Linked DNA regions of Homo sapiens: regions 1, 3 and 4 are each linked to region 2. The links are chromatin loops, found by intact Hi-C in ENCODE. Cell type or tissue: K562. All regions are shown on one strand. Links, peaks and the distances in the headings refer to the core of each region. The heading gives the core; the rest is flanking DNA. Region 1 overlaps HACD1 (3-hydroxyacyl-CoA dehydratase 1). Region 2 holds the start of LOC105376437 (a long non-coding RNA gene). Region 3 overlaps ST8SIA6 (ST8 alpha-N-acetyl-neuraminide alpha-2,8-sialyltransferase 6). Region 4 has its middle 61 kb from the start of VIM-AS1.

Region 1 (6,141 bases), core at 908-4,907, 120 kb before region 2:
GCATGATTTACCTGCACCCTAAACAGCGACTGCCATGCAGATAGTGCAGATAGCAGTGAGCACATGCAATGGGAGAGGCAAACTATTAATTAACTTTGCCTACTAGTTTAAAAGCAGGAGGACAGCATTAACAGACTAGAAGACAGACTCTTCCAGGCAGTGAGGGAATATAATAGCTGAGTTAGGACCACCATGAGTCTGAAGAATGAAGAAGAAAGACAACATTAACTAGACATTAACTAGAGAGATGGAGGTAAAGGGAAGCTTGAGAGTCGCGAGTTCCAAAAATAAAACAGGACCCGTCTGCCCCGTTTATCCTCCAGAGGATCTCTGCCTTAATATTCCTATTTATTTTTTGCTGACGATAGTTTCCCACTGGTACCTATTCAGCACTCGTTAATTAATTCAACCAATATTATTGAATGCGTTCTCTACACCTGGTGCTGTGCAAATTTCTGGATTTACAGAAATGAATAAGGTGGGCGGGTGGGGTGGCTCACGCCTATAATCCCAGCACTTTGGGAGGCTGAGGCAGGTGGATCACTTGAGGTCAGGAGTTCGAGACCAGCCTGGCCAACATGGTGAAACCCTGTCTCTACTAAAAATTCAAAAATTAGCCAGGTGTGGTGGTGCGCACCTGTAGTCCCAGCTACTCGGGAGGCTGAGGCAGAAGAATCACTTGAACCCAAGAGGCAGAGGTTGCAGTGAGCTGAGATCGCATCACTGCACTCCAGCCTGGGTGACAGAGCGAGATTCTGTCTCAAAAAAAAAAAAAAAGAACAAGGCAATCCCAGCTGTCCAGTGTACTGGCTGTTGGGAAGTGGGGTACACTTAACGTTAAATCACGCACAATGCTAATCATGCACCTCATCTGTGCCCGGCAGTGTGCTGGGATATGGCTGTTGATAAAACAAACATGGTTCTCGCCTGGTGGAGCCTATACTTGGGAGAGAAGCTAAACAAATATTTAATCATATACGTGTTAAGTGCTTTGAAGCAAGAGCTCGGTATGCGTTGCAGTATACCTAAGGACTTAGTCTGACGTAGGGAGTGCAAGAAGGCTTCCCTTAAGGAGGGATACAGATGTTGAATGCTGACATGTACAAGAGTTAGCCAGACAACTCTTAGTACAGATTGGCAAATGCCACAACACAGATATGAACAAAGTACAGTAGAAGAAGGGTGCTGGGCTGGGCATGGTGGCTCATGCCTGTAATCCTAGCACTTTGGGAGGCTGAGGCAAGCAGATTACATGAGATCAGGAATTCGAGACCAGCCTGGCCAACACGGTGAAACCCCGTCTCTACTAAAAATACAAAAATTAGCAGGGCATGTAATCCCAGCTACTCCGGAGGCTGAGGCATGAGACTCATTTGAACCTAGGACGTGGAGGTTGCAGTGAGCCGAGATCATGCCACTGCACTCCAGCCCGGGTGACACAGCAAGACTCCGTCTCACATAAATAAATAAATAAGCTAAATAAATAAATAAATAAAGGTGGTGAGCAAATAACTGCTCAGGGTGAGAGGAGAGGGTTGGAGTCAGTTTTCTAGAGGGCGAGATGTTTTAGCTGAATCTTGAAAGATAGGAAAAGATTTTTTATGGAATAAGAGAGTAACATTCCAGTGAGAGTGAATAGCATGTGTTAAATTGCACAAGTTCAGAGCATATTCTGGAAATAACAACATCTAGTGTCACCAGAGAGAGAAGTAGGTAGAAGGGTTGAATAATTGTAGATGAAGTTGGAGAGATTTCCGAGCAAGGATTGCAAAGAACCTTGAATATGGTGCCCAGGTATTAGGGCTCATCCTTTTATTCTGTTAAGAAGTGTGGGACCAGTGAAACTTTTAAATCACAGGACTTAGCTGATTCCAATTTGTTTTTTATGTATTTGCTTCTTTGACTTCTTTTTAAAAGACAACTTGCATTCATGAGGACAATAAAGGGAGGAAAGACTATTTAGGAAACAGTTACAGTAGTCAAGATGAGAGATGATAAACCCCTGAATTAAAATAGTAGTAAAAGGGCCAAAGATGAGTGAGCAATTCAAGCGTTGGTCCTACAGTAGAACAGGTGTGATTCAATGATTACTAGAAGTAGGAGGGTCAGATTTTGGTTTCAGCAAGGTAACATTGTCCTCTGATGATAGCGTTATTTCCTGAAGTGAAGGACGAGGGAAGAAAAACGAGTCTATGCTCAACTATTCCTGTGCATAAGATACGTTTAAGTTCCACGTTTATAATTAATTATGTTAATGGTGACTGCATTAAGTTTTCTATATTGCATTTGCCTAACCCTAACATTCCATTATAAATAAAAGGCAATAAATAAGTAAAGTAAGTACCTTCACTGAAAAGTAAGTTCTAGGTTGAATGACACTGGGTTTCTCTGTAATTCTGCAGATCCAGAATGAAGAGAGTGTGGTGCTTTTTCTGGTCGCGTGGACTGTGACAGAGATCACTCGCTATTCCTTCTACACATTCAGCCTTCTTGACCACTTGCCATACTTCATTAAATGGGCCAGGTGGCGATATCTTGCAGTTTAGTTTCTCCTTGTCCTGTGCATGCTTATTTTGTGTGCTAACGCCAGAGAATTAAAATTCGTGTTTCAGCCCCACGATGCCAGAATGCTGTTATAGGAGGTATAACTGGTATAACTAATAATTATACAAGTTATGATTTGTATTCTAAAAGCTTAATGATGAGAGAGGAATCGTATTAATAAATATTTTGAGTGAAATCAATGTGAGACAAATTGTGGTATCCTTAACCTCAGAATTAGTCATTCATTTTTTTTTGGAAAGCACAATATACATTTTTGGAATTAGCTTACATAAGCAGTACCAAAAATATGTTTTTTTTTTGTCTGTGATGTAAATTATTTTAATAGTCAATCTAGCAGCCACAATTTATACCATTTACACAATGCGATTGGTTTTTTTCTTTGCTTTAAGTTGCAGAGACATTTTTAAAAGTCACACTTACTTAAAATTGTATTATTTGGAATGTGGATAAAATTTATATTTGAAGGGCTCCAAATATATCCTAAAGCAACAGTTTTTAAAGGAAAAGATATCTGTTCTTCTTGAAGTTTGAATTCTTTGAGCAATTGACGTTTTAGAAAGTTATTATAAAAGCAAAACTGCTCTTTGGAGAACAAGTCACAAATCAGTATAGACTTGTTCATTTTATTCTTTGTATTGTACTTTATGGTAGCAATAACAATGACAAATGGTGTGTGCCTACTGCATGCCTGAGATGTAGGTATGAACAAAACAAATTCTCTGTCTTATGATGAAGACAAAACATAAACTAATAATATGTGATATGTCAGGTGGTGATAAATGCTGGGATTATAGGTGTGAGCCACCATGCCTGGTCAATTACTATTTTTTAATCCCAAGTATTATACATGTTCAAATATAATAAATGAGAATATATAAACCAAAAAGAAGGAAAACCACTTTTAAATTACTTATAATCTCTCTAACCAAGGATAACCACTGTTAATTGTGTTTTATGGGTTTTTTTCTCTTTTTTTTTTTTTTTTTTTTGAGACAGGGTCTCATTCTGTCACCCAGGCTGGAGGATAGTGGCACGATCTCGGCTCACTTCAATATCCACCACCTGGGCTCAAGCGATTCTCCTGCCTCAGCCTCCCAAGTAGCTGGGAGTACAGGTGCAGGCCACCACACCTGGCTAATTTTTGTATTTTTTGTAGAGATGGGGTTTTACCATGTTGCCCAGGCTGGTCTCGAACACCTGAGCTCAAGTGATCCACCCACCTCGGCCTCCCTAAGTGCTAGGATTACAGGTGTGAGCCACTGCGCCTGGCCATGTTATATACTCTTTGTGACTTTTTAATATTCTCTAGCTCTTTTTTAGACACTTGCGGCTTACCACTTTGTATATGATGAGATACTTTGAAATTATAATTTGAGCTTAAGTGTCTTGTCTGTCATAAGAAGGTTGTACTACCATTTATATGGATTTGGTTGGTTTTAATCTTACTGTACATGAAAATGTGTTTACCTTTAGTGACTGAGCTTTTTAAAGGTTGGCAGTTTTGAATGTAGCTGGACTCTAATCCTAGAACACATCAATATCATTTCGCATGACAATGTTCTGGACCTCTGGCACCTTTGAAAATACTAACTTACCATATAGTCTCTTTTCATGTGCTGAATTTACAAAATTTGTCTGAAGAGGATAGCAGAATGTACATTGCATATTTTCCTGAGGTTGGCACATTAGACTTGATGGCTTTGTGTGTCTGTCTTTTGGAATGCATTTGCATGTCTTGAGTGTCTGGAAAAGATAAAAACTCTGCCATCGTATGTTTAAATTTGCTGTTTAGAAAGTGTTTATCCATTGCAGGCTGGGCGTGGTGGCTCATGCCTGTAATCCCAACACTTTGGGAGGCCAAGGTGGGCGGATCACTTGAGGTCAGGAGTTCCAGATCAGCCTGGCCAACATGGTGAAACCCCATCTCTACTAAAAAATTAAAAAATTAGCCACATGTGCCTGTAATCCCAGCTACTTGGGAGGCCGAGGCAGGAGAATTGCTTGAACTAGGAGGTGGAGGTTGCAGTGATCTGAGATCACACCACTGCACTCCAGCTTGGTGACACAGCGTGACTCTGTCTCAAAAGAAGAAAGTGTTTATCCATTGCCTTAATGTTAAACAAGTTATACAGTCTTTCAGCTTTGAAATCATATGTTACATAATACTTTGTCAGTTGATCATAATCATAAATAATTATGTTTCATGTCAAAAAGATCTTAAAAATCCCAGCCATCTAAATATGTTTCCCAACTCCATTAAGTAAGGTAAAATAATATTTGTATTTATGTTCAGATGTTGAAGCTGTCATTCTCGAATAAAACTACACTTTAGAAATGGCTTCTTAGTTATAAGTAGTTTGGCCTATTGTTACAGTTTGAATATACTTTGATTCTATTTATGTGTCATAAGTGTTCTTGGAAAAGTCCTCAGAATAGGTAATTGTATATATTAAGTTAGGTTTTTCATATTGATTTAAAATGCACTCCCTTCAAAAAAATTTTAGATAGTAATTGGGAACCTTCAAAGAAGCATTGTATCTTTTTTTTTAATGTGGTCTATCCATAGTTAAATCTCCCATACTGCCCTCAGAACTTAGAGAAGTAGTAACATGCAATCTTTTTGAAGTGCAAGTAAAGTCAAATTATATAATTTGTTCCCATTTCATTAGAAATTTTCATTGCCCTTAAGACTTTCAACTAGCTTATTGTAGGAGTGTTAATTTTTTCTTCTATTGAAGAACAATCCTGCCAAAAAAAAAAAAAATCTTTTGAAAACCACATAAAGTAAAAATTGCAACTTAATCAGTTTGGGTATTTTACTGAGACAGGTATATAAAATGTCCAGTTATGGGATTTAATAAATTGAGGAATAGGGAAAGATTGATTTAAATGATACACAAATAACTACCCAAAACTGGTAAGAAAGCAGGGAGTTTCTCCAAGGCCAAGAAGGGATTAACAGGTACAGTGAAGGAATCATTCTTCTTTCTTGAATAGCTCATCTATTTTGGCAAATAATTCTGCCCTTCTCCCCATCTCTTATCTTCGCATATCCTTGACATACAGGAATAATGCAATTTTTAATTTGTCTCCAAGCTTCTTCAATACTGACAACTTTGACTTTTCTTTATAGATATTTCCTAATGCCAACAAAATGATTAAATAAAATACAGATTAATTTGATTTCTTTTTCCATCAAAATGTTGACCTTTTGTTTTAAATTAAAAACATTTTTCTTTTTTTAAATTAAATTTATTTTTTTTGAGACAGGGTCTCGCTGTGTCACCCAGGCTGGAGTACAGTGGTGCGGTCTTGGCTCACTGCCCCCTTGACCTCCTAGGCTCAAGCAATCCTCCTGCCTTAGCCTCCCAAGTAGCTGGGGCGACAGGCATGCACCACTGTGGTCTGCTCATTAAATTTTTTTTTGTGAGACGGGGTCTTACTATATCGCCCAGAGTGGTCTTGCACTCTGGCCTCTTAAGTTTTCTGTGGTAACTGTTATATAGTGACTGAGTCAGAGAAAAATGATTTTTTTTTTTAATGAAGAAATATGATCATCTTGGATCCTTTAGGCCC
Region 2 (6,141 bases), core at 883-4,882:
GGCCTATTCTCCTACTATTATGTTGTTGTGTCATCCTGAGGTGCTGGCCTCATCTGTATGATCCACTATTGTTACTCTGGATACCACCATTATATCTGCATTTCAGCCACCAGAAACAAGGAACTGGAAGACATACCCATTTCTGATATGGGTGATGGGAAAGGAAGCTTCATTTAACCTCTCTTCTTACATGCATACTCTCTACCTCCAGAAGCAATCTACGGGATTCCTGATAGGGTGGCCCTTTTTAAAGTTACAAGCAAAAGATGATCACATCAACTTCTACTCATATCCCATTGACCAGAACTTAATTACGAGGTCATATCTAGCTGCAAGAGAGGATGGTAAAGGCAGTCTTAATTCTGGATGGATATAACTCTAGTTAAAATTCAGAGTTTCTGTAACAAAGTGAAAAAGTGAAAAAAGGAGATATTTTTCCTACCACTATATACCCCAAAACAAAAAAGTTCACTTTATAGTAGAGGAAAAGACAAGAATGTATGTCTCTAACACCGCTACTGCTTAACATAATCCCAGTGAATGCCATAAAAAAAAGAAAAACAAATGGTGTATAAAGCTTGGTCAAGAAAGAGATAGATAACATAATTTACCTAGGAATGGAATCAATAGATGAGCTACTAGAACAATGAAGGGAGTTGATCAAGGTTGCTGCATACATGATCAACATAAAAATCAGTAATTTTTAATGCTTGTATTAACTGTCTAGAAAATATAAGAAAAATAAGGCATGATTTACAATTTCAATAAAAACTAAAGGTATTTAGGAATTAACAAGGAATAAACCTTTTTTGAGAAAAAAATTTTCAACTGAACAAAGGACATAACAATTAATCCAACTAAATACGCTTTCAATGTCTCTGGATGGATGTTAATACCATAAAGTTGTCAATTCTTCTCAAATTAATCTATATAGTCAAGGAAATTTCAATGAAATTCGTGGTTAAATTTACTACAGAATTCATGTGAAAGACTAAAGGTCCACGAATGGTCAATTTGATCTTTACAAAAATGAGAAATGTGGCTGCTCCTGTTCTATCAGATACTAAGACATACTACAAAGCCTCACAGTGCTAGAAACAGTGTGATATTGGTAGACAGGCAGACAGTAAAACAATGGAACAGAACAGACAATTCAGCAACTTAATATATGATGAAGATGGCTCTACAGATTAATATGAAAGCATACATGTTAGCAGATGATGTTGGAAACACTGACTCCCATATAAAGAAAGTTGAAACTGATTCCTATGTACCACCTGCAAAGTTGGACTCCAGATAAAGACTTGGATATGAAAAATATACATATCAGATTTAATAGAAAATATAGCATGAGAATATCCCCTTACATGAGGGATAGGAAAAGGCTTCTTCTATTTTTGCAAAAGATGTATCATAAAGAAACAACTAAGGATTTCCATGCAATGAAAGATGCCACAGACAAGGTTAGAAGTGACAGATATTGAGAAATCATTGGCAAGGCCTAAAGCTGACAAGGAACCGAAACCTAGAAAACACAAGGAACTGGGGATTTCTGCACATCAACCAGAAGAAGGTAGGGACTCTGACAAAACAAAACAAAACAAAACAAAAAATCTAAGAATACAGATAGGTGATTTACAGAAGGGAAAATTCAAATAAAAGTTAACAAACAGAAGAGTTGCTCCAATATATTATTCCTCAGAATTGTAAGTCAACATACAATGAAGTATCATTTCCACACAATAGCCTGGCAAAGGATAGGGATGTGGAATTACAGGCACCCTCATGAATAGGCTGATGGAAGTATAAATTGGTATTGCAGTCTTGAACATCCGGGCAGGAAATCTTTAAACTGAGTATGCATATTTCTAGGATACAGGAATTCTCTTTCTTGGTATTTCTGGAAGGAATTCACACACAGGCCCACGTTGGAACAGGCTTACGGATATTCATCATAGCATTGTTTGTGGGAGTTAGAGGCCATCAGGGTACCTATCTCTGGGATAGAGGATTAGTGTAATGTTCTGTATGTCTGCTGTGGAACACAGGGCAGCCCTTAGAAGCAATGCACTGAATGTCCACACAGCAACATGGCTCATTCTCAAAGACAGAGTGCTGAGTAACAGTTGGAAGAAAGAATGCTACCTGTAGCTCAAGACCATTTACGTAATACAGTAAGAAATGCACACAAGACCAGGCGCGGTGGCTCATGCCTATAATCCCAGCACTTTGGGAGGCCGAGGTGGGAGGATTACCTGAGGTTGAGAGTTCGAGACCAGCCTGGCCAACATAGTGAAACCCCATCTCTACTAACAACACAAAACCTAGCCGGGTGTGGTGGCACACGCCTGTAATCCCAGCTAGTCGGGAGGCTGAGGCAGGAGAATTGCTTAAACCTGGGAGGCAGAGGTTGCAGTGAGCTGAGATTGTGCCACCACACTCCAACCTGGGCACCACCACACTCCAGCCTGGGCAACAGAGCAAAATTCCATCTCAAAAAAAGAAAAAAATAAATGCACACAAACCTAAAATAAACTTCTTGAAAGAATAAACACAGATGAGAGGATATGCATCAGAGGAATTAGAAATTTTGGTGTGGCAGGGAGGTTGGAGGAGTGGGAGTGGGAAAAGAATAACTAGAGAAAGGAGGGAGGAGTCCAGCACAGACCATTACTGAAAGCATTTTCTGTTTGTTTCCCTCCTGAAAACATTAGGATGGGTGAGCTCTTGGAGGGATCCTGGCTCTGAAGGCACCTAGGTGAGAATGGACGTGGGATAGTGTGAGGGCATGGATTTGAGGCTGGTGGACGGGTGAAGGGATGACTTAAAAGGTGATTTGCTACTGATAAGGATCCCAAAGAGGAGAAAATTAGAATCCAGATGAGTACAGCCTTCTTCCTAGCTTTGCCGGCTTTTCCTTGGGAAAGAACATAATATTTACATTGAAAAAAAAAAAAAAAACAAACCAAGTCCAAGTACAAACCACAGGGGGGCACTTTTCCCTCATTAAAATTGAAGAGCCAGCATCTTAGAAAAAGGAGTCCAGAGAACACGGTGGGAAGGCTCCGTCTCACATCACTGGGGAGTTTCTGGCTCCACAATTAATTGCCAACACCTGGGCTAATTTCCCCAGGTGTAATTTGTCTCCACAAGGGGCCAACCTTTAAAGTCTTACAATGCATGAAATATAGCAGAGAAAATACAGTTGAAAGAAAAAAAAATAGCCATTCAAACTTTAAAATCACCTGATTGAAATAAAATTAAATAGCATAATACTGGTGTAATGCTATATTTGTTTCTTCAGATTCCCCAGAAATGCTTTATAAGTCTATACTTTAAAAATATTTAAACTCTTCTCTCTTAAAAACCTTCGTAAATCCTAAAATATTAGTTTTGGAAAGCTCTGATTTATTTCTTCCTAAAGCTGGGATTTTGTTTCTAATTTTGCTCTTGAAAATGATTTCAAATTCACTGACAAATGAAATAAAATAACATAATGAAAATTTTTGGAGTATGGCTGTAACAAAAAGACCAACTTAGTAATATAACAGCTCTATAGAATATCATCTTACATAGAGACTTTAAAATACCGAAGTGTATATTATTTTATTTCTTACGAATAAAGGTAGTTGGGGCAGATGTATTATCCTGAATTCAAAAAAAGACAAGACTTTTAAGTGAAAATTTCAAGGGAAGTATTGGTATTTGCGGTAGACTTTGAAAAATGGGTAGACTTTATATGACGAAAAGGTCATTGAAGGCAGAGGGAACAATTTGAGCAAAAGTTCACGTATTAGTCCTTTTTCACATTGCTATAAAGAACTGCCCAAGACTGGGTAATTTATAAAGGAAAGAAGTTTAATTGACTCACAGTTTCACATGGCTGGGGAGGTCTCAGGAAACTTACGATCTTGGCAGAAGAGGAAGCAGGCACGTCTTACGTGGGGACCCACAAGAGAGCTCAGGAAAAACTACCATTTATAAAACCATCAGATCTCGTGAGAATTCAATCACTATCACAAGAACAGCATGAGGGAAACTGTCCTCGTAATCCAATCACCTTCCACTAGGTCCCTCCCTTTACACAGGAGGATTACAATTCAAGATAAAATCTGGGTGTGGACACAGAGCCAAACTCTATCAGTTGAGAAATGATAAACGTGAAGACATGTTTGGGAAATGGTGTTTCTATTTGTTAGGCTCTAAGACTGGTCATAACAAGAAACACCAATATAATACCTACTAAGCGCTTGGTACTATTCTAAGTGCCTAATATACATATATTAACTCAATCTTTACACAACCCTAACAGAACACTTTTCAAGTGAAGTAACTGACACATAAAAAGTTGATATCTGAGCTCACACAGATGTTGAACCTTGGTGTCCCGGTGCTGATAACAACAAGGGTATAGTTTGTAGTTTGGATATTGACTGTGGAGTTAATGCAGGACAGGTGAGCCGTCAAAGTGGCGCTAAGCCCACGAAGTTTCTTGGCTTCACCCAGGAAAGAAATCAAGGATGAGCCAGTAGAGTTAAGACAGCAATCTTTTAATTGGATGCTACTGCTCCCTATGGAGTAGAGCTAACTCACAAGCAGGGCACCACAATCAGCAACAGCCTGGGCTGTTGGCCACTGTATTCATACTCACGTGAGCCCACTTTCAGTTACATGCAAATTGAGGGGGAGTTACTTTGAACTTTTAGGAAATGAGGCAGTAACTTCCAGGTTGTTACCATGGAAAGGAGAAGTAATTTCCTGGGTTGTTGCCATGGCATTTGTAAACTGTCATGGCGCTGGGGGGAGTGTCTTGTGCTAATAAGCAATGAAGATAGCTGGTGATCACTTTCCTCATCTTCTGCTGGTTCCTGCTGGTTGGTTTCTTTCCTTTCTTTTTTTTTTTTTTTTTTTGCCTTTTCTTTTTTTGAGACAGGGTCCCACTCTGTTGCCCAGGCTGGACTACGGTGGCATGATCATAGCTCACTGCAGCCTTGATCTCCCAGGCTCTAGCAATCCTCCCACCTCAGTTTCCTGAGTAGTTGAGACCACAGGCACAAATCAACATGCCCAGCTAATTTTTGTAGAGACAGGGTCTTGCTATGTTGCCCAGGCTGGTCTTGAACTCCTGGGTTCAAGCCATCCTCCTGCTTCAGCCTCCCAAAGTGCTGAGGTTACAGGTGTGATCCCAGCCTAGTTTCTTCACTTCATCCTCTTGAGACTGGGAAATAAGTCCTACCCATCTCCTACTCAGTTTCATCTCAACTGCCTTGCAATGGAGAGAAACTGCAAATTTGTTCTTGGAACAGCAGCATGGCATGAGACCTACGTGTGACAACTCTGAAGAAAAATATTTTGGAAGTGCCATATAGGATCGATCAGGTTAGGAAGTAAGTGAAGTCAAGGGACCAGTTTCGATGCTAGAAGAGGGGAAGGTGGTGACAGAGAAAATATATTGAAGAGGTGAAAAGAGGGGGAGAAATTAAAGATAAAGATAAATCTAGGAAATCTAACCTGCGAGGCTTGACAGTGGCTCAATAGCATCATCATAGGAAATAGGCCAAGAGGAAGGTTTAGTTTGGGCAGGAGGAGCAGATAAGAACTTAAGTGAGGTGCTGGTGGGAAATCACAGTGGCGAGATATCCAGGAAGCTTCCAGAAACAGGAGTGTTTTCTGTTCATTAGAGAGGACAAAGCTGGAGGTCAAATTTAGGAGTCATCCAGTTAAGGAACAAGGAAGCCAATCCGTGCATGCGAAGTGTTCCCTGAGAATCACAGCAGAGGGACAGAACTCACAACTGGACCACAGAGAAAAGCATTTTAGCCTACATTTTTCAAAGGTTTTTGACTTTCTTCCACCCGCTAAATCCAGAGCCATATAACATACCCACGCCACTAACAAAGCCTTTAACTGATTATTACAGGACTCCACATCAGTTTAGGACAAGGCGGCTTCACCAGAGCCTCTGGAAAGGCCACTCTCAGATGCTGAGGCTGAAAATCTCTTGCTTCTGTGTTAAGAATGATTCTCTTTCTGCCTTCTACCACTTGCTCCTATGCTGTGAGTGGGTGTGGTGGGTGCACTTCTTATAGCTGTGGATCTTGATCAATAAGCTATTATTTTATGTTTTATTTATTTATTTTT
Region 3 (6,141 bases), core at 892-4,891, 66 kb after region 2:
GGTTTTGCTTAAAGGCAACTGAGTTAGGAGTGAGGGCAGAAAAAAAAAAACATTCCTTAAAAGCATTTTCTGAAATGCAAATATATGTTCATCATGAAGTGTGAAACATTAAAAACTCATTAGAACTCATTGCCATGCATGATCCTGCTCACAAAGCCTAGTTTTTCAGATGAATAGGAAATAGGGCCAGGAATTAAAGAACAAGAACAGATATCCTCCAGGTGGAAGGTACTTTAGAGAGAAACCTGACATGTCTTGGAAAAGAGGTCTTGCAGGCAAATAGAGACAAAGCACCTGGGCTCTGCCAAGTTAGAATGAAGACAGCAAAGCAAAAGAAAATCTGCAACAAGACAAAGTAGCTCCAACTTAACTAGATGCAGGTTATTCCAAATTTAAGTGAAATAACAGTGGGGCATTTTATCAGCTGGGAAATTGGGAATAAGCAGATAGAAGATTAATACACTTTCATGCAATCAAGAGTTCAAGTCTGGGCCAGGTGCAGTGGCTCATGCCTGTAATCCCAGCACTTTGGGAGGCCCAGGTGGGAAGATCACCTGAGGTCAGGAGTTCGAGACCAGCCTGGCCAACATGGTGAAACCCCTTCTCTACTAAAAATACAAAATTAGCCGGGTGTGGTGGTGGGCACCTATAATCTCAGCTACTAGGGAGGGTGAGGCAGAAGAATTGCTTGAACCTGGGAGGCAGAGGTTGCAGTGAGCCGAGATCGCACTGCACTCCAGCCTGGGCGACAAGAGTGAAATTCTATCACACACACAGACACACACACACACACACACACAAAGAGTTCAAGTCTGTTGGGTAGGGTTATTCCTTCTGAGTTGTCTGAAATGACATGTGATTGATTGCATTTCTCAGAACCGACTACCACATTCAAGTAATTTTATTCCATCTTTTTTGAGGATCACTGTTTTGTGTGTTTCCTTGTTGAAATTCATCTGTAATTGTATCGCTTCATTTTGTGATTGATAGGTCCCTTGGGATGCTCTGCTAACCCTTCCTAATTACAGTTTACCTAAGCACAGTAAATTTGGTTAGCCAATTCTCTCACACTTTCATTAAATATTAATGAGAACACTTGAGTAACATCATTTTAAATATGGTAAAATCTCAATTAAATAGAATAAACAAGGATTGAGTTTTTCTAGTTAATTAAATCTTATAATTAGCTGAAGGTTAACCAGGGGATCTTTTGGTTTGAAACCCTCCTGGTGATTTTTTTCTAGTGTCTTATTTTGTTTTTCCATCTGATCCACTCCAGGTTTTAATTTTCCCTGGATGAGTTACCATCTTGCAATACCTCATGCTTAGTTGTCTCTTATTCATTCATTCATTTGTTCAAATTTATTAGGAGGCTACTAATAGATGAGGAAGTCATACCAGAGACAGACATGACAATGGTAAAACAGCACATAAAGGGCAAATTCTAGAAGTTGTTCTTTCAACAAATTCTAGTTTATAGTTTTTGCTATTATTGTCTTACAAAGCGTGGGTTATAGAAAAAAAAAATCTTGGTTGATGGGGAGATTCTTGTGTGCTTCCTGTTAACTGAATGAAGTAGTTTTCCTCCTTTGCGTTTCAGAATTTTGAAAATCATCATTATTTTTTGACAAGGCCTTTGCCTCATTTATAAAACTGTCTCAGTACGATGAGACATATCACTTGCTATTTATACTTTATTGTGACATACTCTTCTTGCTATTTCATTTCTTATTTAAGGTGCATGCAAATGTTTGGGCATGATTTCTGAAAGATTTTTTGCACTAATCTTTGTTCTGATGACACTCAGCTGAACTCCACAAATAAACCCCAAACAGTCTTTAGAAGATACACAAACACTCTCCAGTTTTGAATGTTAAACCAGCATATTAGGATTCTGTTCACTGCTCACATGTGTCTGACAACTAGTTTTTGTAGTGTTAGGTTTTCATGGTATATCATTTCCCTGGGGCTTCCACATTAATTAGGCAGCTTTTCCATATTGACTCCCAGACTTGGACCGGTTTTCATTGGTTCACTTCTTTCTTGCTCTGTTGGCCAGAAATCACTCTATGGTTTTTGTTTATTGTTTGTTTGTTTGTGATGGAGTTTCGCTCTTGTTGTCCAGGCTGGAGTGCAATGGCGCGATCTTGGCTCACCACAACCTCTGCCTCCTGAGTTCAAGCAATTCTCCCGCCTCAGCCTCCCGAGTAGCTGGGATTACAGGCATGCACCACCATGCCGGCTAATTTTGTACTTTTAGTAGAGACGGGGTTTCTCCATGTTGGTCAGGCTGGTCTCAAACTCTCGATCTCAGAAGACCCGCCTACCTTGGCCTCCCAAAGTGCACTGGTACAACCACAGCTTACTGCAGCCTCATACTCCTAGGTTCACTTTTTTTTTTTGGTATAGGCAGGGTCTTGCTATGTTGCCCAAGCTGGTCTTGAACTCCTAGGCTCAAGTGATCTGCCTGCCTTCGCCTCCCAAATTGCTGAGATCCTGCCTTGGCCTCCCAAATTGCTGAGATTACAGGCATGACCCACCACACCTGGCTGCTCTACCCTATTAAACTTTGTTTTGCCTTGTTTTGTTCTTTTAAAGAAGATTCCACAACACCCTCTACAGGAGTTCCTAGGTATTGAACCTGATGCTTTCCTGAAAATGAATATAAAACATGAATATGTAAAAGTTGAGCTATAGACTTGCAGATTGTAAGAGAATCTTCACTCTTAGATGAGTAAACTTATTTTAAAACTGTAGTTATGGTTCAAATATTTAAGTATTTGTAAATTATTTAATGTTACAGCACCTAATAGCCATCTCAAACACTCAAATTAGCATGGAGTCAACACTGAATACAGATAAGGTATTTTCCCATTAAAATTCTTATTTCAGCTGGATGCTGTGGCTCACGCCTGTAATCCCAACACTTTGGGAGGCCAAGGCAGGCAGATCACCTGAGGTTGGGAGTTTGAGACCAGCCTGACCAATATGGAGAAACCCCATCTCTACTAAAAATACAAAAAAAAAAAAAAGAAAGAAAGAAAATAAAATTAGCCAGGCATGGTGGCACATGCCTGTAATCCCAGCTACTTGGGAGGCTGAGGCAGGAGAATCTCTTGAACCCGAGAGGCAGAGGTTGTGGTGAGCCAACATTGTGCCATCACCCTCCAGCCTGTGTAACAAGAGCGAAACTCCGTCTCAAAAAAAATAAATAAATAAAAATAAAAAATAAAATTCTTCTCTCAAAATTCACTTATTTGAGTTTTAGTGAAGATGTATTTATTTATTCATTTATTTATTTTATCTTTTTTTTTTGAGACAATCTCGCTCTGTCACCCAGGCTGGAGTGCAGTGGCACCATCGCGGCTCACTGCAACCTCCACCTCCCGGGTTCAAGCGATTCTCCTCTCTCAGTCTCCCAAGTAGCTGAGATTACAGATGCCCCCATGCCCAGCTAATTTTTGCCTTTCTAGTAGAGACGGGGTTTCACATGTTGGCCAGGCTGATCCTGAACTCCTGACCTCAAGTGATCCACCCTCCTCGGCCTCCCAAACTGCTGAGATTACAGGTGTGAGCCACCGTGCCTGGCCTGAGGAAATATTTAATTAGCAGAGAAATTTACTTCTTTTTTTGGTTGAGAAAAAGAACTTGCTGATGGTGATTGCATAGCTAATATGGACACGTAAGCATGTATATAACTGACATTTAATGACATTTCCAGAACTCACATTCTTGGATTGGGTGTCTTCTCAGAAGCGACAGGGTTTCTTCGGTCGTCATCCAGTTTGCTTGCACAAACCCTATTCAAGGGTTGCATTTGTCGGGCTGGATCCAGAGCGGAGCCTGACTGGGTGCTTTGGCCATGATGGATGGGGGTTACTCTCTTCTCTGTAGCAGAACTCCTGGAAGACTGAACCATGCCACTGAATCAGGAAAATAATTATGTTAGATGTCCCCAGTAACATAAGTCTCCTCTTCCATTATTTCCTTTATTATGATTTTTATCTGAAAATTAAAAACAGAACACTTATTGGTGACATGATGAGAGCTCACTTTACTTTTGTAGCTTTCAAATGGACTCACTGCTTTTCCCACAAACCCTTCTGCCTATGAGACAGTCCAACATTTCTTGTGTGTGAAGTCTTGCTCTAGACTATTATGAAAAAGACGGTCAGGGCAGAAGAACTTGATCCAGGAGACTTTTAAGAACTTGTTACTCAAAGTGAGACCCTTAGTCCAGTGGGACTGGCATTGTCTGGGAGCTCGTAGATATGACACCAAACCAGGTTCATTCTGCCTGCACACAGTAAGCCAGTCATGGTGACAATGGGTTTTGCAAAAGAGAAAAGATTTACTCACAGGGCAACCCAGCCAGGAGATGGGAGAACAGCTCTCAAATCTACCTCCTCAAGGATAATGCTTAGGGATATTTATGGAGTAAAGAATTAGGATGGTCTAAGGTGGGGAAAGGTGATTGAGGGTGGGGAGAAGTGAGGTAACTGGTGATCTGAGCAAGTGCAGTCTGGGCTCACGGCTCTTCTTAGGACACATGGTCAGAAAATAGCAGTGTTAACATGATCTGAGGGTGGAGTTTTGGCCCTCTGATGGCAAGTGTCACTTTTCCGACATCCATGCAGGTGCATTCAGAGGGTTGGTGGTCTCAGCTGGTTTGAACTGGACAGGGGCCGCCCCAAGTTCCTGAAAGACAACTTAAGCAATTGTTACTATGGTGACATATATGTCAGAGTGTTATTTATAGGGAAGCTAGTGAAGGCTAAGTTATAGCATTTAGCAGCCTGACTTTAAGCTATGTGGGTTTAAAAAATCAACAAGCAGCAAAAATCAACAAGGTGCAAGCAACTTAAAAGATTAGCCCTCAGTAGCCGGACGTGGTGGTTCACACCTGTAATGCCAACACTTTGAGAGGCCAAGGCAGGCAGATCACCTGAGGTCAGGAGTTCAAGGCAGCCTGGCCAACATGGAGAAACACCATATCTACTAAAAATAAAAATTAGCCAGGTGTGGTGGCACATGCCTGTAATCCCAGCTACTTGGGAGGCTGATGGGGGAGAATCACTTGAACACGGGAGGCGGAGGTTTTGGTGAGCTGAGATTGCACCGTTGCACTCCAGCCTGGGCAACAAGAACAAAATTCCATCTCAAAAAAAAAAAAAAAAAAAAGATTAGCCCTCGGTTTCAGAAATGTAGAATATTAGGGCCTACCCTGGATCTACTCAACCAGAATCTGCATTTTAACACATTTCTCAGGTGATTCATGGGCACACTGCAGTTGAAGAAGTGCTGCCTTAAGAGGCCTGCCAAGACAGTAACAACCGCCGCTGTATAGACTATGAATGGGAGAAAAAAGTAACTCTTCCTCAACCCTCATACGTTTGTAGTTGGGACAGACTCACAAGAAAAGACAGATTAACAAGAGAAAAACAAGCAAGTATATTAATGCATGCAGTGCACATCCCGTGGGAGAAAAGTAACTCAAAGCAGTGGCTTTAAGAGTCTGGCTTATGTCGTATATTCGACAAAGAACAATACAGCTCAGAGAAGTGACAAGACAAAGGGGAAGCTGTCCCAGGATCCTAGAAGTGGGAAAATGTGGGAAGGCAAATTTATGGGAAATGAAGGGAGTGAAGTCCACTGGCAGAATCTCCTGGCTTTGTTGCTGAGCTGATAAAAGGTTGTAAAGGAGAATTTACATCCTGGCTTTAGGTGCAAAATAGGGGGAGGGTAGAAGACCTTTTGTCTTTGCAATTCTCTGCCCTGCTTTTAGGCAAACAGAAGGAAGGCAGAGAGCTTTTCTGTCTGCTTCTTAATTGCCTTTAGCTCAAAAAACATTTATGTCAAAGAGGCATATTTTGAGGTGACACATTCTGGTTTCTTTGAACAAATACTGCTGAATACTGATTATTAAGCAGGGTCTCCACTCCAATGACTGTGCTAAGTGTTTTTATGCATTGTCTCATACAGATTTTGCATCAAATTCATCAAAGAGAGGATTATTCTCATTTTGCACCTGAGGAAGCTGAAATCATAGAAGGGCTAAATAACTTTCTTCTTTTTTTTTTTTTTTTTTGAAATGGAGTCTTGCTCTCTTGCCCAGGCTGGAGTGCAATGATGGCATGATCG
Region 4 (6,141 bases), core at 1,486-5,485, 180 kb after region 2:
TGAGCAAAGATTGCAGCACTGCACTCCAGCCTGGGTGACAGAGCGAGACTCTGTCTCAAGAAAGAAAAAAAAAAATAGAAAAAGCATGTAATAAAATGTAATGTAATCTTTATTAGATGATATTCAACTGCTCTTATTATAATTGTAATCTGAATTCAATAAGAGATGAAAATGCATTATCTTCATCTATAAAACACATACACAGCACATACATATTCACACACAAGTACACAACAACACACACACACATACATCTAAATTAGAGCTCTGTGACTCCTTGGCAGTGCCACTGGGAAACACAGATGACAGAAACTTTATATTTGGGTTTCTAGGAAAGCACGTTAGCATAAATTATAACAATGAGATTTTCTACCAATTTACGGTTTCCCTGTTATCTGCACTTACTTTAAAATCTCTCCAATAATGATCTTTACTGCAAGTATATTCACAGTTTACTTATAGGAAAAATGACATAACCATAGCTACCAGCCTGGTGCGGTGGCTCCCCCCTGTAAACCCAACACTCTGGGAGGCCGAGGCCAGCAGATTGCTTGAGCTCAGGAACTTAAGACCAGCCTGGGCAACATAGCAAGACCCCGTCTCTACCAAAAATACAAAAATTAACCAGACGTGGTGGTATGTGCCTGTAGTCCCAGCTACTTAGAAGGCTGAGGTGGGAGGATCGCTCGAGCCCAGAAAGTCGAGGCTGCAGCGAGCGTGATCTCACCGCCCCTGCACTCCAGCCTGGGTGACAGAGCAAGACCCTGTCTCTAAATAAATAAAAAAGTAGCTACTATTTATTGAATGTACTTGCTGGCATTTTACACATATCCTCTAACTTTCACAGTTGCCCTCATATTTAGGTACTATTAGCCTTGTAGTGGGTGTGAGTATTTTATTTTCTACTAATAGGAAATTCACTTTAAAATATCTTAAAAAAATAGGAAATTGACTAAAATATACTGCCTCAGTCAAGAGCAGTTTGGCCTCTTGTGTGACTTAAGCCAAGAAACGAAAGGCCATGGGATACCAAGACAGTCCCCTCTTCAGTCATGCTCCCTATGTCTGGAACCACATTGACCTTGATTTCCACATATGGCTTCTAGTTCTCTGCTGTCTGACTTTCTTGGCTTTTTCTCACACCTGCTACCCCACCATTCTCTGGTGCCAGTCACAAACAGAGATTCAGTGACAGCTATTTCATGTCAACTACAACTTCCCTGGAGAGGAAAGCTAATGGTTCGGTCTGGGTCACACATCACATCCACTCCAGATAATAGTCATGCAGTAACAAACATGGCTGCTAAATGAGTCACAATAGCCAACATATGGAAACAACCGAAGTGGTGAATGGATGAATGGATACAATGTGAAATATACATACACACACAATGGAATATTATGCAGGCTTAAAAAAGAAGGAAATCCTGCCATTTGCAACAACTTGAATAAACTTGGAGGACATTATGTTAAGTGAAACAAGACAGACACAGAAAGACAAACATTGCATGAATCTCATTTATCGTGGAAACTAAAAGAGTCAAACTCACAGAAGCAGAGGGTAGAGTGATGGTTGCCAGGGGCTGGGAGTAGAAGGAGAGGTGGGGGAACGGGGACATGTCAATCAAATGGTACAAACTTTCAGTTATAGATGAGATAAATAAGTTCTGGAGACGTGATGTACAGCATGGTGACTACACTTAATAATTACATATTGTACACTTGAAATTTGCTGAGAGGAGATCTTAAGTGTTCTCAACACATACACACACATACACGCACACAGAAATAATAACTGTGAGGCAATGGATACGTTAATTCAGCCCTCATAGAAACACACAGCATATTTTAATATATTAACATATATTAACTGGCTTGATTGTGGCAATCAATTCACAAAATAAACTTATGCAAAACATCATATTGTACTCTTTAAGTATTTGCAATTTTTTTGAAGAAAGGGTCTTGCTCTGTTGCCCAGGCTGGAGTACAGTGGTGCTATCATGGCTCACTGCAGCCTCCACTTCTCCAGGCTCAAGTGATCCTCCTACCTCAGCCTCACAAGTAGTTGGGACTACAGTTGATGCCACCACACCTGGCTAATTTTTTGTATTTTTTTTTTCAATAGAGACAGCATTTCACTATACTGCCTAGGCTGGTCTTGAACTTCTGGGCTCAAGCAATCTGCCCACCTTGGCCTCTCATAGTGCTAGGATTATAGGCATGAGCCACTGCACCTGGTCACAATTTTTATTTGTCAATCAACAAAGTTTTATTTGTCTCATTAAAGCTGGGGGAAAAAAACTCACGTGGTTGCCAACACTCCAGTCTGAGCAGGAACATAGGAGGAGGGGACTTACTTAGAAGAAGGATACTATGAGGTCTAAGCAGACACCGTAAGGAGATATTCTACAACCACTATCTTAAAAATAAGAAAGCAGAGACATTGAGAAGGCGAATAATTTATCCAAAGCTGCTAAAAAGAGGAGAAGCCAGCAAGAATTCAACTCGGGTCTGTGTGACTCCTAAGCCCATATCGTTAAGCTTTGCTCTCAGCTTCCTGTAAAGCATTCACCGCAGTTCTTTGAATCACCATCTTCTCATTTTATTATCTGAATTCAGATACATACAACTCCTAAGTAAATGAATAATCCATGATCATCATAATCCTCAACTCCTTTAGAAATGTTAATAAATTTTCAGTTAACCTGTCTTCTCCTTAAGGATTTATCCAACATGAATACACACTGGAGAAATAAGTAAGATTTTAAAAGCCTTACTATTAATTTATTTTCCCACTAAATCCAGTGGATTTCCCAGAAGTTGAATCTTCTGGGAAAAAATGTTTAACTCATTGATAGGCAGAAATGAGAGACCCATTGAGTAGATAATATGGTTCCTCCGGAGGTGACTTTTTTTTTTTCTTTGAGATAGGGTCTCACTCTGTTGCCTAGGCTGGAGTGCAGTGGTGCTATCTTGGCTCACTGCAACCTCCGCCTCTCCTGCCTCAGCCTCCCGCGTAGCTGGGATTACAGGCACTTACCACCACCCCCAGCTAATTTTTGTATTTGCAGTAGAGACAGGGTTTCACCATGTTGGCCAGGCTGGTCTCAAACTCCTGGCCTCAAGTGATCTGCCTGACTCAGCCTCACAAAGTGCTGGGATTACAGGTATGAGCCACCACACCCGGCTGACATTTTTAAAATCTTAAGGCCTGCTATTAGTTGTAGTTAGAGCCTTGTAATTCTTCTTCATAACTAAAATAATGGAACGCCCCTTGAACCAGCTGGTGTCTTAGTTATGACACTTCTGTTCTGCAAGAAGTGAAGGTGAATGGATGGCAAAATGTTTTCTGCTATCAGAAAATAAAGATTTTATGATTCTGAGAAAACAAAAAGTAGTAAGAGCAATTCCTGGTGAAAGATTCTGTGCAAAAATGGGTAAGCTTTTAATCTTACCGGAAGAGGAGTGATTCCGCTCTGTAGTGCTTGAACCTGTCTAAATGGAAAAAGGCTGTCACATAAAATCAGCATGAATTCATACACGCAATGGCTTTTTGATGTGGATTGACTATCCTGTAGGGCCCTCTAGGGACTGAACTGTAATCTCCAAAACTCGTTTCAATCAGACCCGAGAACCAGAGGTGAAACCACAGTGTTCAGGTGACCCACGTCTTCAGCTCAATCTTGCCTTCAAGAGATTTTCTGAAATATGTCATTTGACTTCATTCACTAGGTACAAAACTAATATTTGAGAGAGGAAGGAAAAGGGGCATCGTCATATTTTCTTAAAGGATTATTTATTTTAGCATAGAGTAGCTATCAGGGAACCGAAGTTTCATAATCACCACTATCTAATAACCTGCACTGTGGCTAAATCAGATTTGCTCTTCTCCTGAAATGAAGGATTAGCAGAATTGCAGGTGCTGAAATGGCAATTTAATAGAAGCTTCTATTTTCTACAATTTAACAGAGGTGAGAACGGTTGGCACGCATGGGACAGTGGAATGCATAATGCTGACAGCCCTGTAGAAATGCACCTGCTCTAATGGTTGATTCTTTCTCATTATACACAGAATGCTATTCACAAGCTATCAACTACAGAGAGTCAAAATATTAGATCGCAACCACAGGACACATTAAAAGTTAAACCGGCTGGGCGCGGTGGTTCACGCCTATAATCTCAGCACTTTGGGAGGCTGAGTCGCGCAGATCACGAAACGAGGTCAGGAGATCGATACCATCCTGGCTAACACGGTGAAACCCCGTCTCTACTAAAAATACAAAAAATTAGCCAGGAATGGTGGCGGGCGCCTGTAGTCCCAGCTACTCAGGAGGCTGAGGCATGAGAATGGCGTGAACCCGGGAGACGGAGCCTGCAGTGAGCCGAGATTGCGCCACTGCACTCCAGCCTGGGCAACAGAGCAAGACTGCGTCTCAAAAAAGAAAAAAAAAAAAAAAACAAGCTCTCCAGATTGCTAAATGGTGACTTGGGCTGATAGTTATTTTCAGCTTTTGATTTTCAAAGCTTTCTGAGGGTGCTTTGGGTTGCTCACAGGTCAATGTTCCTCTTCTTTTTGTTTTACAGGGAAATAAAATTCTCACCTCCTGGGTGTGGGGACAATTTTTCATCCTCAAAAAATTAGGTGGCAGGGAATAGTGGAGATCTTCCAGCTTGCTCAGGATTCAACTTGTAAAGCCTCCAGTATTCATAAATTTCAGCTCATGTGATCTTTATTGTAGACAATTTAAAAAATTCTAGCCTGGATCTCTTTTATGAAGTGGGTCTTCCGTGCTATAAATGATTTAGTGGGAACTCAAAAATATTTATTGGTTCATAATTTCATAAATGTGGTGCAAGTGACTGGGGAAAACGAAAAAGTAGTGCTTCTTTTAACATAAAATAACACTCGATAAAAAGTTAGTTCTTCTCTCCATTCTCAGGCTAGACATTAATCCCATGGTGTTCTTGGCATTCTGAAATACAGTAATCCAAAGGAAATATTTCTTTCTTTCCATGCACATATGTATGTTTGAATGAATGTAAGCTACCTTCTGTGTTTTCAACTGATTCTGAATTACTGGCAAAATAGCAATGGTAGTGCCACCAGAAGCCATTTGATCAGCATGAGTAATAGTGATACCAGGTTATAAAAAAGAATTATGACTTCTTCCCATTTATCTTTTTTCCATGAGGTCTTCAGGGTGGCAGCTCTTAACCAGTAGTTCAAAAGAGCAACGTTTACATTTTGATTTAAAAAGAAAAAATAGTAACTCTCCACCCAAACAATACTGACCCAATATTACAAAAAGAGATTGTTGAGAAGAGAGATTATTTAGACTTGACCTGGTATGCCTAGCAGCAGCCTCTTTTTTGCATATTAGTATTATACTAACTTGAATTTGGTTTATTCAAACTAGAACTGTTTATCAAATGACTTTTGTAGTCTGTGTCACCTGTACATACAGCTTGAATCCTTAAAAGGTGCAGGGTAAATGTATACAAATTTACCTATAAAAGGTGCATGGTAAATGTACACAAATTTACCTATAAAAGGTGCATGGTAAATGTGTACAAATTTACCTATAAAAGGTGCATGATAAATGTATACAATTAATGTCATACATGCATAGTAGCAGGTGGAGTGTTGCACAGAGTGGATGAGAAATGCGTTACGGAGTGAGTACCTGCCCCTGCAAATGATTGGTCTCACTTAGCTTCATGTCGCTGTCAAGGAAGGAAAAGCATTTAGGAAGCGAGTGAACACTTGAACTCCTGAGTAAACAAGAGAAGGCTGTCAGGATAGGAGACTGTTGTATTCAAAAGATGCTAAGGGCAATTAATTGCGGAAGCCGAGGAAACCCTCAATTTCACACCATGATGTATTCAAGAAATAATTATTACTGTGGAAGTCCATTTCTGACCATTCGTTTTGTGTTATGTGAACCCAAAAGTATCTGAGACATATCTCAATCAATTTAAAAAGTTTATTCTGCCAAGGTTAAGGACATGCCCGTGACACAGCCTCAAGAGGTCCTGAAAACATGTGCCCAAGGTGGTCAGTGAACAGCTTGGTTTTATACTTTTTTTTTTGAGACACAGTCTCGCTCTGTCGCCCAGGCTGGAGTGCAGTGGCACAAT

The links. Peaks named below come from ENCODE experiments on the same cell type or tissue, not always from the same donor. Only the 100,000 strongest peaks of a DNase experiment are listed, where the experiment ranks them.
Region 1: a loop joins it to region 2, with 2.7 times the contacts of the local background. A loop is called at or near these places in 3 of 110 quality-filtered maps.
Region 3: a loop joins it to region 2, with 9 times the contacts of the local background. A loop is called at or near these places in 3 of 110 quality-filtered maps.
Region 4: it touches region 2 in a loop (9-fold over the local background); 3 of 110 quality-filtered maps call a loop at or near these places.

What each region holds. Positions count from the first base shown.
Region 1 is chr10:17,595,673-17,601,813 of GRCh38, reverse strand. HACD1 (3-hydroxyacyl-CoA dehydratase 1) reads left to right here. Exons shown (of 7, transcript NM_014241.4): 5 at 2,403-2,524. Among named protein-coding and RNA genes, the nearest start is that of HACD1, 19 kb to the left of the region's middle. In K562, for the core only: a CTCF peak has its summit at 2,536; a DNase peak (open chromatin) is centred at 2,503.
Region 2 is chr10:17,471,646-17,477,786 of GRCh38, reverse strand. LOC105376437 (a long non-coding RNA gene) reads left to right here and starts at 4,800. Exons shown (of 3, transcript XR_930714.1): 1 at 4,800-4,874; 2 at 5,252-5,387; 3 at 5,921-6,141. RefSeq lists a silencer at 2,903-3,197. In K562, for the core only: a CTCF peak has its summit at 2,992 (motif pointing right); DNase peaks (open chromatin) are centred at 2,762, 3,026, 4,076 and 4,676; H3K4me3 peaks cover 1,705 bases.
Region 3 is chr10:17,405,832-17,411,972 of GRCh38, reverse strand. The region is part of intron 2 of ST8SIA6 (ST8 alpha-N-acetyl-neuraminide alpha-2,8-sialyltransferase 6); the gene reads left to right. ST8SIA6-AS1 (ST8SIA6 antisense RNA 1) reads right to left here. Exons shown (of 3, transcript NR_034129.1): 3 at 3,687-4,005. Among named protein-coding and RNA genes, the nearest start is that of ST8SIA6-AS1, 22 kb to the right of the region's middle. In K562, for the core only: a CTCF peak has its summit at 2,624; a DNase peak (open chromatin) is centred at 2,610.
Region 4 is chr10:17,287,849-17,293,989 of GRCh38, reverse strand. No RefSeq gene overlaps it. Among named protein-coding and RNA genes, the nearest start is that of VIM-AS1, 61 kb to the right of the region's middle. In K562, for the core only: a CTCF peak has its summit at 3,583; a DNase peak (open chromatin) is centred at 3,579.